2 separate regions of the Homo sapiens genome follow, and region 1 is linked to region 2. The links are chromatin loops, found by intact Hi-C in ENCODE. Cell type or tissue: mammary epithelial cell. All regions are shown on one strand.

Region 1 (8,000 bases), 130 kb before region 2:
AGTACTAAGAAGCTGACAGTTGGGTGAAACCACCTCAAAATTAATTTCTTCTATACTTCTAAGTATTTTACATGAAAAAACAAAGGAATGATGCGGCTTATTGGTACGTGTTAGGAAGGTTCACTGGCTAAATCTCTGACATTTAAATGTTATGGCCACACTAAAAAGCACAGTATTTGATGTACCAATGATAAGCAAAATAATCAAAAGGTTTTAAAAAAAAAGCTTGCAGATAGTGAAAGTACAGGTAGCTTACATGTGCCTAATACTAAGTTTTGAAATGTCCTCATCTGTTCCCAACCTTATGCGACTGTTTTTAACAATGACATAACCTACAATGATGTAAACATGCAATTACCTTACAGAGGCACTGATTCCATCTGCTTTGTGAAGGGGCTTGATTTCTATAGGAATGCTCCAATAAGTACCAATTACCTAATCTCTCTTTGGGTGATACGAAAACTTTGTATTCTGCGTTATGTTACTCAGTGCAATTTCAATGTATACCTTGAACAAGCAGGCATGACTTATTATTTTTGTTATAGCTGTTAACTTAAACAAGTGAGCTTCTCCCTTTTCAAATATGATTCACTGACTGGAATTTGAGAAGAGAGAGCCTGTGATAGCAGGGCCACATCCATGCCTGCTAGCTCCACTTAAATGAGAAATCTCCATCTGGTCAGGTAGCTGGAAAAATTGCCGTGTTTTCCACCTTGGATCAGATATCCAATGGTGCCTCTGATGGACATTTCTCATTTCCTATGGAAATACTTACTGGTTGCTGTAGGTGAAGCTGCCTCACCTTCAGTGGATGTAGTGATGGGTTTAGTATCTGTCATGCTCAGGGTCACAGGTCGCACTGCACTGGGATGGGGAGAGGGTGCCAAGACAGGAGTGAAATGGCCAGGCACTTTCCCTACTACTTGACCACTGCCGTTAGGCTACAAAACAAAAACAGAATGCCGGGTGAAGCAATCCAAAAGGCAGTCATCTTGTTCAACAAGTCCACTCAGCACACACGACTGTGTGGATCCAGCACACTGCGCATAGGCGCCACACAGGCCCTCTCGAGTCGGAGTCGGAGAGGCCAGTCAATGGTTGGTAGTAATAAGGAGCAGCAGCATTTCAAAGAAGGTTTTCATCTTCAAAGCACGTCATGGTATAGGTGAATTCCTCTTTACAGCACCCCTGAGAGCCAGGTAGACTTGATCCTTTCATGTAGTAGGCCAAGAAACTCAAGTGCAGACTTAAATGCTTAGCCCAAAGGCTAAAATGGAATTCCTTACTGAACTAGCTACAGTTGGAACCCAATGCTTCCTTATTCTCTGCTCTTCATTTTCTATAATGAGTCAGTTTTGGCTTTTAGAACACAATTTTCACCTACATGATGATATCACTGAAACAAAGGACACAAAAATATCTAGGAGATCAAATACAACGAATTCTGGAATTTTCATCATTTACAGTCAAGAACCATTCTCCTGCATACAAAACTCTAGCTCTCTTACACACAGGTGTGCTGAGATGCACACATTAGGCAATTTAGATTCCGAGATCTATGGTCAACTTTTGATGATTTACTAATACAAGAAGATAGAATAAGATGTAAAGCATCTAAAATTTCAGAGGTCATACAATGATATAAAATGCTGAGCTACGTTTGTCCTTACACCTACAAATAAAAGATTTCCAAAGTAAATTAAACTGTACTGAGGGGAAGCAGAGGACAAGCAAATGAGCATTGTTATTTGAGTTACTCTTACATCCATGGTGGTGCATGGAGAGTTACACAAAACATTTCTTGTTGACATTTGTGAGAATTAACTGAGAAAATCCCCTGGGCAATGATAGAAAAGATGTTACTATCTGAGTTTTAGCTCCTGGGTACAAAAATAGTTTCCGTGGTAGGAAACAAAATCCTAAGGATACACTCTTTGAAGAAATAGTGGAATATATTTTTCTAGACTGAGAATGTTATTTTTGATTATACCCATGTTGGAATTCTCCACTGCACGGTGTTCATCGCAATTTGCTGGGAGGCTATTCTCGGCAAGTATATAGTCTTTATAATCTGAACTGTTAAAGGCAAAAAAAAAATGAAGCAGAATATTTTTCTAAATATCTGCACATAAATTACAAGTAGACATTTATTTAGAGAAAAAGATGAACAGCTAATAACACTTAAATATTGTGACTTAGAGACATGAACTAAGTCTTCGGTTAGGCTCCTCAGAGGCCACATTATTTATTCTATAAAGAAAATGGACTTCCTGAATATCCTGATTATTCATCATGGGTAATTTTAAGTATTTAACTTGATGTCAGGAAAATTGACCAGAGTTTTCCAATATGGAAACCTATGGGAGAGTTACATCTTTAAACTAATTTTATTCAAAATATTCCATTGAATAGCATGACTGTCTCACTATAATTGGTGCAGCAGTAATGCAATTAATCTCAAAATTGCTGTGGGGAGGAAAAGGCATCTCAGTTGCTTATCTTAAAAATCAAAATCAGTGCAGTGCTGGAGAATATTGGGAAGCAACAGCTGACTAGAAGTGAATGGTGAAGGAATACTGATGTTTTTCCATTTCTAAAGCTAAAATGGTAAATACCAAGAATTCTAATTTGAAATGCAAATTAATTGGTTTTGAGTTGGAGTTAAAAATCAAAGCAGATACACTGTTCCTTAAAAAAAAAATCTGCAGTTAACTATAAAGACCCATTTTTCCTTTCAAAGGGAAAAAGTAGTTTGTTTCTACAGCAGGCCATCCATTTCTGGTTATCTGAACACTGGAAATAAGTGCTTTAAATATCTTAAGAAAGAAGACAGGTCTCATTTTATCATTGGTGGTACATTCAATGGTAAAAATGTTTCTACATACAGTGTTCACCAAAACAGTCTGAAAGTACCTACCTGGAACAAAATGTCTGGAGCAGAATGACAATAATTTCAAGGAAATGCTGCCACCAAATATATTATCCTACCCTGACCATTCTACAAACTTCACCTACTGGAATTGAACAACATGAACTAGTAGACACTTCTCTCATTTGAAAAGAATAAAGGTGACAAAGAAAGAATTCCCAAGTCAATGCAGACAACTTTCCTAAAACTCAGGGTGAGAAGAATTGAGGGCTATTTTCTCCTCAGTTTTCTACTGGTTCAAACAGATGAAGCTACACTAAAAATTTCTATCTTTTAAGGCTGTTAATAGATGAACTTTCATACTGTAGATAGAAAAGAGAGATGTCTTGTCTGAAGGTGAAGCTAACAGCATTAGGAAAGGATTATTCTACTTTATACACGGTTCCTATTATACAAAATCCTGAGAGTTTTTTTGTTGCTAGTTTTTCTTTTTCTTTTTTTTTTTTTTTTGAGATGAGAGTAATATGCTTCCTTAGAAGGTGATATGTATCTTGAAAAAGTGAAGAAAAACTGAGAACAATATAGGCAGATTATCACCTAATATGCCCTCTTAACTTATAAAGAAATTGAAATATACGTAAAACAAGCACTGAATAATTAAAGAAATGTGTAACACTAAGGGCCTGATTTTAATTTGCATAATTTTTCCCCTAACAGTGCCTAATTAAGACATCAGTTAAAAAAAAAATCCAATGGAACTCTAAGATTTTCCACACTGAATTAACGTTAAGGACTTTTAATGGATGTCTTAATTAGACTTTGTTATTCATGGAAATTCTACACAAATTAAAATCAGACCTTGTGTGCACTGTTCCCAGCTGAGTCTAGCAAAATGCTCTATGGAACTGAGACTTCTGAATCCATGAGCTGACAACAAATTTTATTTCTAAACGATATACTAAGATCCCACTCTCACTTAGCTGTCTTTAGTACTTCAGTCATGAAAAGTGCTACAACATTTTAACATTTTCTTCTAAAATACAAATAATAATTTTAACTTCAAATTCAAAATTCAATATTGAGTTTAATATCTCAGTCAGTCAAACTAAAAGTAATGATAACTTTTTAAGTAACCCAAAGGGTCCTGGATGCGTTGTTATTCTAAATTAAAAGTTCAGAAAGGACCATTTTGTTTCATTTTAACAAATTAAGACCAAAGGGATTTTTTTCTCACCTTTCTTTGCTAATTTAAATTGATAGACACACACTATTTACTAGCATTTCAGGAATGTTCCACCGTAGTAATGACGGAATGTTTGTGAAAATTCTCCAAAATATTAAAAGGTATAATAAGTGGACAGGAGTCTTAGAGGTAAAGCAGCAAAGCTAAATATCAGATCCTAATATCAAAATTACATTACATGTTTTAGATATTACAATTATTGATAGCCCCAGGTCTGGCACAAAGACTGTCTACTTGATTGTGGAAAATGCTCATATACCAAATTCCTATGAAGTAACCTCTTGGTAGAAGAAACCATATGTCTAGGGGAGTGAGAAATGCTCATGAGTCACTACACTTACAAAATGAATCCCCAAAACCACTGCACAATGTTTCCAAAAAAAAGAAAGACGCTTCTAGTAATGTCACTCATTATTAAATGTAAGTCATGTCTCTGCAAAGAATATTCAAGTAGTCATCAAACACTGAGAATGTTTACATTACCAAAGCTTATTTTAATACCTAATAGTTGGTCTATAAATACAACTGTAAGTTCTTTTGTGTGTGTTTATTTTAGCACATACCTTACTCCTGCCTGAAATAAGCACATTGTCTCTGTGTCAAACCAGGTATTTAAGAGGTGTGAACTCCAGCCCAGAGCTTTCCTGTCAATGTACTTTCTGCATAAACTTTCCCTTCAGTCAGTGAAAATCCAAAAACATTAAACCATCTTCACAAATGTACCCTTTGGGGCAACACACTTCCTACCTGTCATTCAGCCACCTTTAAATAAAAACTTATTGAGTCACCAAGCAACTTCCTGAAGATGGATTTCAAGGCTTGACGTTCTGCCAGACACACTGTCTGACTAACCTTTGTGTCTCAGAATTAGATCTGTCCCATCTCCCTTAGGTGCTAATCTTATTTTCTCTCTTATTTTTACCTGGCTGGTTTGTGGACTGGATGGGTCATAAGAAGGTACATAGTTCTTCAGAGTATCCTGAGGATTCAGGTGGGGAGGATATCTGATTGTTGGATGAGAAAAGTAGCTCGATGGGGCTGGAGGAAGGATAGCTTGTGTTGGAAATGGCAACGGTGAAGGTGGAGGTGGAGTTCGAGTTGAGATGACTGCAGAAGACAGAAAAGGAAAGATTGACTCATCAGCTGGTTACCTTATTGCTCCATTCTGATCCTGAAGAATGCTGTGAAACTACAAAACTGGTAACCATTCATTTTTGTCCCCATGATTTAACCAAGCTCTCCTAAATCAACAGTTACTTTTTCATTTTTATTCTCAACACCAGTACGGCTAACTACACAGAGATAAAACATCACTCTAGAAAATTAACAATCTTGCTTCCTGGCTCTGTGAGTGGTTACAAAATCAGTTTCTCTTTTATAGGTTATGTCAATACTTGATAAAACACTTCTTTGAGCAAAGATATATCCCGTTGAAAACATATTCTTTGATTATAAAATCTTTAGGCCGGGTGCAGTAGCTCACACCTGTAATCCCAGCACTTTGGGCGGCTGGGGCAGGTGGATCACCTGAGGTCAGGAGTTCGAGACCAGCCTGGCTAACATGGTGAAACCCCATCGCTACTGAAAATACAAAAAATTAGCTGAGCATGGTGATGGGCACCTGTAATCCCAGCTACTTGGGAGCTTAAGGCAGGAGAATCACTTGAATCCAGTAGACGGAGGTTGCAGTGAGCCGAGATGGCGCCATTGCGCTCCAACCTGGTGACAGAACCCCATCTCAAACAAACAAACAAACAAAAAACATTTTGTCTCATAAGCCCCATCTCAAACAAACAAACAAACAAAAAACACTTTGTCTCATAAGTCCAGAGCAAGTCACAGCATTAAGTAGAGGGCAAAAGAGCCAAAAATTTTCTACCAAAATTAAAAACAAAAGTGAAATTCAATTTCAAATAAAACGTTTCCCTGTACATCCTACCTGGCAATTGTTTAGAAGGAAAGACAATAACTAATACAACATCATCTCATGTCATTTATAATTGTCTGGTCATGGTATAAATGCTTATGAACATTGGAACATAGAGCTAGAAACTCTCCTAATGAAAATGTTTCTTTCAAAACCAAAAGAGCTCTATTCTGCAACTATTTTTCTTTCTACTTTAACTTTTACTATATGTAGTTTAAAAGATATTGTTAATATAAAACCAAGAATAAAACACACAGCAATGAAAATTTAAGCTTTCATATAGGTAAGTATATTACTTTACCCATATATCACATATTTTATAATAATTTTATAAAGGGAAATACTATATAAAACACATGCAATGTGGACAATGTTCAATTTTACTATAACTTCTCAACATTAGTATTCTTATAATTTATTGTTCAGTTTTTGAAATATAAATCTTAAGTTTGAAAGATGGAGAAAGAGTGTAATCGTATGATCATTATCTCTAAAATGTTGAGAGAAATAATCATAGAAATACAAATTAAAACTACCAACAAATATATGTAGAAGTGAAAAGTAAATGTCTTTCTATTTTAATATTTCCCAATTCAAATAATAGGAAATTATAAACGATAAATGTCTAATGTTTTATGAGACAACTTAAAGAATATGAAAAAAAATAAATTTTAGCCATAACCTACAAAGGGAAATCACCTAGAATGATTTATTTCCAACTTTGAAACTATGTGGGTGGGGGGGTGGGACCTATTTATGGGATGTATTGCTTACCTCTCCCAAAAAAAACTTTTTCAGAAGATATAAGAAATTAAGAATGTATAGAATAGAAAAAACATAAATTCAATTTTATAGTCACGACTTTGTTCTCTGAACGTCCAGAGCACTGTTTCTGAAATTCTCTGTATTGTTCTTACAATGCAGATCCCTTGGTCTACACACAGACCTAGGGGATCAGGACCTCTAGGGGTAAGGCACCAAAATGTATATTTTAAATAAGTGTCCATGTAATCTTCCTACATACTGAAGTTTGAGCATCCTCCATCAAATGTATGCATTTCAGAGAACAAATGCGTATTTCTTAAAACAAAACTCTTTACTGAAGTATTACTTTATTTAAGAAGTATACCCATTTGAAAGTATCATTTAAGGAAATACAAACATCTAAGAAAAACTGGGCATCTTTTACTTAGTGTCTAAATGCTCTTAATCTCAGCTCATTTTAACCATGATTTTTGCTCACATCTGTACACAAACCCTGGAAAGATATATACATAGTTCCATCTTGGGTCCTTTAGCTTTTGAGATTAATTTGGCCTTAATAGTTCTGGAGGAGATCTATTTTCAAGTGAAATTGCAGAAATCAAACCCGAACTCACATCTATGGGCAACCTGGCACTGTGCTTGCATGAGCTGTAGGTGGCCTGATACCACTGGGTAAAATGTCGTATTTCAAACTGAGAGTAAAAATGACTACCTTTTCCATAAAAGCCATTCTAGTCCTTTAAAAATAAGAAAAGCAGGCCAGGCATGGTGGCTCACGGCTGTAATCCCAGCACTGTGGGAGGTCAGGGTGGGTGGAGTGGATCACTTGAGGTCAGATGTTCGAGATCAGCCTGGCCAACATGGTGAAACCCCATCTCTACTAAAAAAAATACAAAAATTAGCTGAGCGGGGTGGTGAGTGCCTGTAATCCCAGTTACTCGGGAGGCTGAGGCAGGAGAATTGCTTGAACCTGGGAGGCAGAGGTTGCAGCGAGCCAAGATCACGCCACTACACTCCAGCCTGGAGTAAGACCCTGTCTCAAAAAAAAAAAGAAAAGAAAAAGAAAAAAAAATAAGAAAAGTAAAATACAAGACAAAAAGTTTTCCTTTATTATGAAAGAATACATACACATGTATGTGTATTTCTTGCATACATTATTGCAAAGCCTTATTGTCTTCTTTCCTTCAGTCTTGCTC
Region 2 (8,000 bases):
GTAGTTTGGGTGTCTCGTGATCCTCCTCTAGCTCCTCTCCAAGAACAGGCAGGAGACTTAAGCATAGCCAAAGAGAAGAAAGCACCAGTTCAGCAACAGGTTCAGGGGTAGTCCAAGGAGATCCAGCCCAGGAACGTCTGCAGGGACTAGTGAGGAAGGGAACATTTTCCTCCCCACTGGGTTTGCTTGGCTAATAGAATATAAGCCTTCACTGTGGAAAGAGACCCTCTTTGCCCGAGAAGTAAGGGAACAAAGAGAATGGCATAGGAAGAGAATCAGAGAAACATTCCCAGTTACATCATTTGAACACCTGAATCAAACTGTACCTGCAGATAAACTGGACTTTTAAATTACATCAGAGAATAATCTCCCTTTCTCACTTCAGTCTGTATAACTTCAGTTTCTTACACTTGCAATTAATATACAAACCAAATAGCAGCAAGAATTTGACACCTTTCAGTGACCAAAAGGACCACTGAAATAAGAACTTAGTGATAAGAAATACCTTTCATTAAATTCTCACTGTACGTCAACTAAATATTTCAAATTTAGTATTTCCAATTACATAAACTGAGGATGGGGGTAGATATTATTATCTCTGCTTTACTGATAAGCAAATTATGAGTCAAAGAGCTTAAACAAATTGCCCAAGTTTAAATAGTAAGTGGTGGAGATGAGATACTACCTAAGATTTAGCTTTTTTCTTTTCTTAAGTATTACCAAGAAATAGTATTACTCGGAAATCTCACATATTTATAAGATCCCTTTGTTTTATGCTCTTATAGCATCATGTGCCTTTTCACCAAATGATTCACCACAATTGTTCATTCTACTTTTTTTTAAGATTGCGTCTCACTGTTGCCTAGGCTAAAGTGCATTTTTGTGATCCTTTGATTTGGGAAATTGTTTTCTCCCATTATCTTATAAACTTCCTCAGTTTACGTCTATCATGATTATTGCATATCATTGTGCATTCACTGACAATAGTAGATACTTAGCAAGTACTGTAAAAAAATAGAAAGGAAGGAAGAGAGAGAGGGAGGGAGGGGAGAAGAAGAGAGGAAGGAAGGAGAGTAAAGGGAAAAGAAATGAGGAAGGAGGGAGAGGGCAGAAGAGAGAATGGAAAAGTGAGAGGGGAAGGTAATTCCACAACCCCTTCACCACCCTTAAGCCCTTTCTTGAGATAATTTAGGGCCTAGCAATAGACAGTGGTGACACTGTCCTCATGCAAAGGGATAAATAGAGGAATTCCGGAACAAGGCAGGAATATCATCATAAATGCCAAAGTCTTGTGGATACCATTTCTGACTCCCCCAAAACCCCACACAGTAGGAACAAACATGATAAAAAGTTTCACCTATTCCTAACTCCTTGTTCAAAACCCCTCGAGTCTCTTTCTTCTTTTCTTGATAAGTCTTAGGGTAACACACCAAGTTTTAAAACTCAGTTACAAATTTGCCCTTAACTGAGCATCTGAAAGGTTATCACGCAGGATTTTTAGCTCTAACAGGGAGGAGGGTCTTTTGAGTTTATGGCCTGTTGAGCACTTTTGTGCTGAGTCAAGGAAGATAAGAGGAGTGGGAAACAGGAAGAATCCATTAGACAGTGTCTGTGCATATAATATCTTTTTTTGTTTTCTTTATGTAAGTTCTCTGATGGACAATAATGTCCCCAGGTAGCTAATGTCACAAACCTCTTAAACATGAGAGAGAAATTGTACCATTTCTCAAAGGCAGCTTTTTGGAAGGGAAGATCAAAGAGGAGGCAGAATTAAAGCCTTAGCTCAAAAGGAAGACAGATTTCCAAAACTTCAGCTTTTGCCATTAAAACTTTCAGGTGTGTCCCAAGATAAATGATACATCATTGGCTACTACATCCCCACAGTGGCCTCACTACTACCTCAATTTGATTTTGTGAAGGAGTGCTGAAGCACTATCAAAGAACTTTGGTGTTCCCTTGCTTATGTCATAGTTACCTAGAGAAAAGAGAGTATGCCTTAGGAAATATTCCAGTTTAAAGCAACATTAAACATACCAAATTCATCACCGGGATTACAGTATATAGAATATTTTAAGTCAACCTGTATATCTCTGTCAATTATATTTTATTTTAACTATGTGAGAGAAGGAATAAAAGTTACTAAGGTATCACCTTTTCTAGTAAAAGATAACCAAATAAATCCATTGAGAAGTCACGTTTATTCAAAAGAATTGGTTTCTCTGGACTTATGACATTTGAGTATAGTACCTCCTTTCTTCTAGAATACTCTGAGTTAATAAAAGTTTTTTTGAAAATGAAATCCATGGGTATGTGTCATAATAAGTAAATACTAAATGCTTGTAGTTTTTCAGAGACTTTTCTTAGGTGATGTCTATTCCTGAAGTATGATCAGAATGCAACATCTAACATTTTACATAATTAAAGATTATAGTATTTTGTTTTAAAAAGCAAACTAGAAACCTCAAGAAAAACCTATCCACTGGCATTCCTTTGAAACATACATACAAAGAACTTTACGGTGTTTTTCCTTGCCTTTGGGTGTTTGTTTTACAAGAGAGGAACTCCAGGTGCAATCACTGAATGAGGAATTAGAACCTCCCTCCAAGCTTTCATCTGATTGCATACCAACACATAACGAAGGACATGATATATTTACAGTAGCTAAAGAGTTAATCTTTAGCAACTCTGCTTAAAAATCCTAATGGCAGACTGCCCATCATTCTTTTAGACAGAGCTTGTCAGAAAAACTAGGGCAGCTTGTCCAGCTCAGCAGTCAACTGATTACTAGTGAACTCAATGGGGCTCCCAGCCAACCCCTGAGATTGCTGCCAGCCCCTTGGGTATTCAAAGGCCAAGTTCCAATGTGGTTTACTTTGCCAGAATCACATGATGTCAGTGCTATTTTCTCCTGACCAGAATAACCAGTCATTCAGGTTACTGCAAGTGGTATCGGTGAACTAGGCATCACTTCACTGTTAGAGGTCACATACACACCAAGGCTCTGCTCCTTCTCACCACGGCCGAGGGGCCACTGGAGCCTCCTGCAGGAGGTCAGCTAATCCCAGTTTGTCAGTTCCAGCCACCCAAATCCTGCACGGGCATCCTGCACACCGCAGTCTGCTCCAAGGACCAGGAATTACACAGGCGTGCTGCACATGGCACACTTAGAGAACAAAACAAACAGGTCCAACTTTTATAAAGAACAAGCTGGAGAGGAAAACAACAGAAAACTGGTTTTGGCTTTCACTTATATTATATTACTCGAGGTTTAGTAGGCAAGCCACACAAATTCTGTGGGATTTAGTCACCGTTATCCACCTATGCCCACATTCTTTGCATGGTAGTAAGACATTAATTAATTTTTACATCTATCAGGAGATTTTTCAGTTGCTACAGGATTTGCAAGGGTACATGCATGTAAGGAGTAGCCAGTTTTTAAAACTGTGATTACCCTTATCTTTCGGTGAGAGAAAGTATTTCACTCCCTAATGCAGAGAATTAAAAAACAAGATCCACTTTTTAATCTTTCTTCCTCCAGAAGAAAATACAAACATCAGGAATAGCAAACGGGCTGATATGGCTGGTGGACTCTGTTTTCAAAGTCTTGAACATATTTCCCAATGCCTTAAAAACCTTGAAATATTTTTAATATTCCTCATTACTTCTATGGCACTTTGCATTTATTTATATGAATTCATTTTAAAAACTCACTTTAAAGAGACTAAATCTTTAAAATATGACATTTAAAAATACTGTAGATTTTCTATATCATTATATTTATAGTTTTTCATCCTTTCTTTTTTCTGTCAGTAAAGTAATAAAGTTTTAACTGCTGAGAAATAATGGGCAGCAAGGTAAAGAAGTGTCATGATTTTTAAACATTTGTATTTGTTAAAAAAAACAGAAACTGCTTCAGTTATAATATGTAAAAGAAAAAGAACTGTAATGACTGCAGTAACTACTATTACGTAAAAGACAATACATGTTTCAGAAATAATAGAGTCAATGAACTATCTGTTACTACTGGATACATCCTTATTAATATTACCTTGGGGAAACCTCTAAGCAAAGTGAGAACAAGATCACGAGAACAGGCGTCTTAAGATCTACTGATGCAGCTTTACATGTTCCTGCCATACAACTTTGTGGAGGAAAAAAAAATAATGTCTTTCCATCTCCTGCAGCAAAATATTGCACCCATGACGGTCACCCGTATTAAACTCAGGTAAACTTCTACAAGAAGTCCATCTGTCAAGGAAATTGTACAGTAAGAAAAGACTGGTGATGGATGCATGGAAGGAAGGAAAGGAGGGAGGAAGGAAGGAAGGGAGGGAGGGAGGGAGGGAAGGCAGGTTGGTTTCTACAAAGAAAAAAAAGACCAAAAACAATTATTTTTACATCAATGCTTCATAATTTTCATTCATTCCATCCATGAAGAAAGTTTAAGCAGATCTGCAACAACTTCAAAGCCAATGTTATCATGTTTTTCAATCAAAATCAGGTGCTACAGTTAGTGTTCCCTGATGGTTACAGCTCATCTTTGACTATTCAACATGTCTTTTGTCCTGGTCTTTTATTTCCTTCTCAGATGCATCATATCCTACTGCTAACATAACATCTTTAACGAACTAACAAATGTTTGAAAGAAAGAGACTTGCTAGATACAAGTTCTCTGGTGCAAAGGGACTGAGTGGTCACCACCAATTAGATTATAGCGGGATAATTTCACAGTTCTCGAGATGATTGTTTCAAGGAAGGCTGGAAATGTACAGAGGCAGAATAGCCTGGAAGTGTGTGGTTTTCTCTAAGCAGACCAAAACAGCCCACAAAACTCCCAGAAGGAAAAAAGCAAGTGAGATTTCGATCCTTTGGCAATGAAGAAATAATGCACAAATAAAATGTTTTAGCCTAGCACAGGGGCTCACACCTGTTAGTCCCAACTACTTGGGTGGCTGAGGCGGGAGGATTGCTTAAGCTCAGGAGTTAGGGACCACTCTGGGCAATACAGTGAGACCCCATTTCCAAAAATAATTTTTTAATAAAAAAAAGAAAAAAATGTTTAAAATGAAGTTGTCAGAAATACTCTTTTGAGACTACGTAATAACCTGGGTGCTGCCTCTAGGTATCTTTGCGGAATTGTTACAGTAAGTAAAACTCTCTCAAGCCAACATTCATGGCTCTCCATGAAGTAATCTCTATTTATTTTTTTCACGTGGCCTCCAGCACATCATGGGTCTTGTATTCCAGCTACACTGGATAACTTCTTGTACATTTTCCTGCCCTTTGACTTTTGCTCATGCTGTTCCCCTGGTCTAAATGCCTCCCCAGCACTTGACAAAACCCGTCTTTTAAAGTCAGTTAAAAACATAATTTCTCAGGCCAGTCATGGTAGCTCATGCCCGTAATCCCAGCACTTTGGGAGGCTGAGGCAAGCAGATAACTTGAGGCCAGTAGTTTGAGACTAGCCTGGCCAACATAGCAAAACCCCATTCTAGTAAAAGTACAAAAATTAGCCAGGCATGATGGCACACACCTGTAGTCCCAGCTACTCAAGTGGCTGAGGCATAAGAATCGCTTGAACCTGGGAGGTAGAGGTTGCAGCGAGCCATGATCACACCACTGCACTCCAGCCTGGGCAACAGAGTGACACTGTCTCAAAAAAAACAAAACAAAACAAAACAAAACAAAACAGCATTTCTCCATAAGATGCTCCCTCCACCCCTAGAACCAGATATGAGCTCCTCCACTGCATCTCAGTAGCTTCACATTTATACAGTACTTCTCTTAAACACTGACTTGATATGGGCTTGCGTTACTTACTGATCTTATCCCTCCACCAGACATAAGCACATAAGCATGGAGACACGCATCTTCAGGGATGTGCACTCAATAATCGTTTGCTGATTTGAAGTGAAATGATGAGGCTAATTTATTTTACAGTACTCCCGTGCACTGGTTCTCTAATAGCTGCTCAAAGGCCCTCCACTGATCCAAAAGCCCATCTGCTATAATATTAGTGTTAATAATGATACATAGGTTCCTGAGATAAATAATTTAATTATCACATGCTTATTAGGGTCTCACCAAGAGCAGAGCCATTTACCTCTTTATTTGAATAAGACTTCTGAAAAATGCTTTGTAGTTGGGATTCTGTGTGTGTGTGAATCTATGCATGTGCATATATGTGCATTTACAAGCAAGGTCTAGAGGCCTAAATAATAATAATGATCTTTTGCTCCTCTTCAGTGAACTTCAGACAAGTACCTTAAAGCTACAAGCTTTAAAGTATTAGCTTATGAAAGCGCCAACCATGCTTCCAAATTTCAAAACAAAATAACCTTCGCTAAGTCAGGAAGATCACTTGAGGATGGGAATTCACCACCAGCCTGGGCAACATAGCAAGACCCCATCTCTTCAAAATAAAAATAAAAATAGCCAGGTGTGGTGGCGCATACCTGTAGTCCCAGTTTCTTGGGAGGCTAAAGTTGGAGAATCACTTGAGCCCAGGAGTTCGAGGCTGCAGTGAGCTATGATCACACCACTGAACTCCAACAAGGATGACAAAGTGAAACCCTGACTCAAAAAAAGAAAGAAAGAAAGAAAAAAGAAACTTGGCTGAACCATGAGGAGTTAACACTTGGACATTTTTTGATTCTGCAACTGTAAAAGAATCTTGCTGAATTTGTTGAACTTGTGTCTCTAACAGATTACTGACATTTCCTTAATGTAAGATCACCTGGGGATTAAATCTCAACTGTAGCACATATCAATGACTGTGAGCATCTGACTTTACCTTGTTTTACAATTCTCATGAAATGGATGTATGGTCAATGACTGAGGGGATGATAAACTTTATATTAACCAAACATGATATAAAAATCCAGGGCATACTGATGACCAGATATGGGCTGGTAAGAATTAGTTCTAATATAACATGGACATGGACATGCTTCAGTTTATATAAATTGCTCTATAGGTAGTGACAGATTAACCCTCCTAACATCCTTAAAAAAAGATAATAAAAGTTATTATTCACTTTTATTGATGAAATACTTGGAGTGTTTAGACTCTCACAAGGTCACTATAAATAACCTTTTAACAATCCAGCTCACTGATGAGTCTTGGTGTGTTTTGTGAAGCACTCAACTGACTGTGAGAATCACATATAAGAGAAATGATCAAATAGCCTGAATGCCTTTGGAAAACATTGAATTCAACTCTGTCCTGCTCCAGAATCCACACACTATGCTAGCATAGTATTACTGAAGCGCAAAACACCATGCTAGCATAGTATTAGTGAAATACAAAACACTGTACTCAAGGCACCTAGTTTAAATCCACCACCTATTAGCTGTGTGATCTTGAGAAGTCCCTTAATTCTCCCTCATGTGCAAAGGGAAGCTACCAATGGTGCCTGCCCCACAGGGCTATTATGAGTATAAAAATGAGACATTTTATGCAGCTTCTGTTTTACCAAAAATATTCATTTTGACCCACTTTTTCTAGAAGCCTCTCCCTCTAACAATATTCATATGTAAAACCAACAAAAACACTAATCAAATTCCAGAGAGATTGAATTTCAGGGTGAGGGAGGTCTTACTGCATTTTTGCCTTAATAATCTCAGTTTCATCTTTCATTCCATACCAAAACATGGTTACAGGGAAACTATGTTCTAAGAAAAAAAATTATTAATTATATACCCATTCTGCACATTTAGAAATAAATAATTTTCCAAAAACTTTTACCTAGACAAGAACCCCTCCTTACAAACAGAAGTTTTCTCTTTAGACCAATTTCACTGCTAACCATAAAGAAGAAAACATATAAGTAGGATGAGATAGAAGAAAAATCAGAAAGCAGAGAAAGACTAATTAGAAGATAGAGAAAAAAAGGAAGAGGAGTGAAATATAATATTCATATTCTAGCTGCCAATCCACTAACTTCCAAAAAGGAAAGTGAATATGCCAGACCATTAAAATATTTCAGCAACACTAGCTTG

Evidence for each region. A loop is a pair of places that touch in the nucleus more often than their neighbours do. Peaks named below come from ENCODE experiments on the same cell type or tissue, not always from the same donor. Only the 100,000 strongest peaks of a DNase experiment are listed, where the experiment ranks them.
Region 1: a loop joins it to region 2, with 2.7 times the contacts of the local background. A loop is called at or near these places in 2 of 110 quality-filtered maps.

The regions. Positions count from the first base shown.
Region 1 is chr9:14,115,406-14,123,405 of GRCh38, forward strand. It overlaps NFIB (nuclear factor I B), which reads right to left. Exons shown (of 11, transcript NM_001190737.2): 8 at 5,035-5,219; 9 at 803-941. Among named protein-coding and RNA genes, the nearest start is that of LINC00583, 190 kb to the left of the region's middle. In mammary epithelial cell, no CTCF peak of the experiment used is centred here; DNase peaks (open chromatin) are centred at 4,456 and 4,936; H3K27ac peaks cover 1,071 bases.
Region 2 is chr9:14,248,643-14,256,642 of GRCh38, forward strand. The region is part of intron 2 of NFIB (nuclear factor I B); the gene reads right to left. Among named protein-coding and RNA genes, the nearest start is that of NFIB, 61 kb to the right of the region's middle. RefSeq lists a silencer at 2,728-3,022. In mammary epithelial cell, a CTCF peak has its summit at 3,048; DNase peaks (open chromatin) are centred at 2,889 and 3,229; H3K4me3 peaks cover 278 bases; H3K27ac peaks cover 2,273 bases.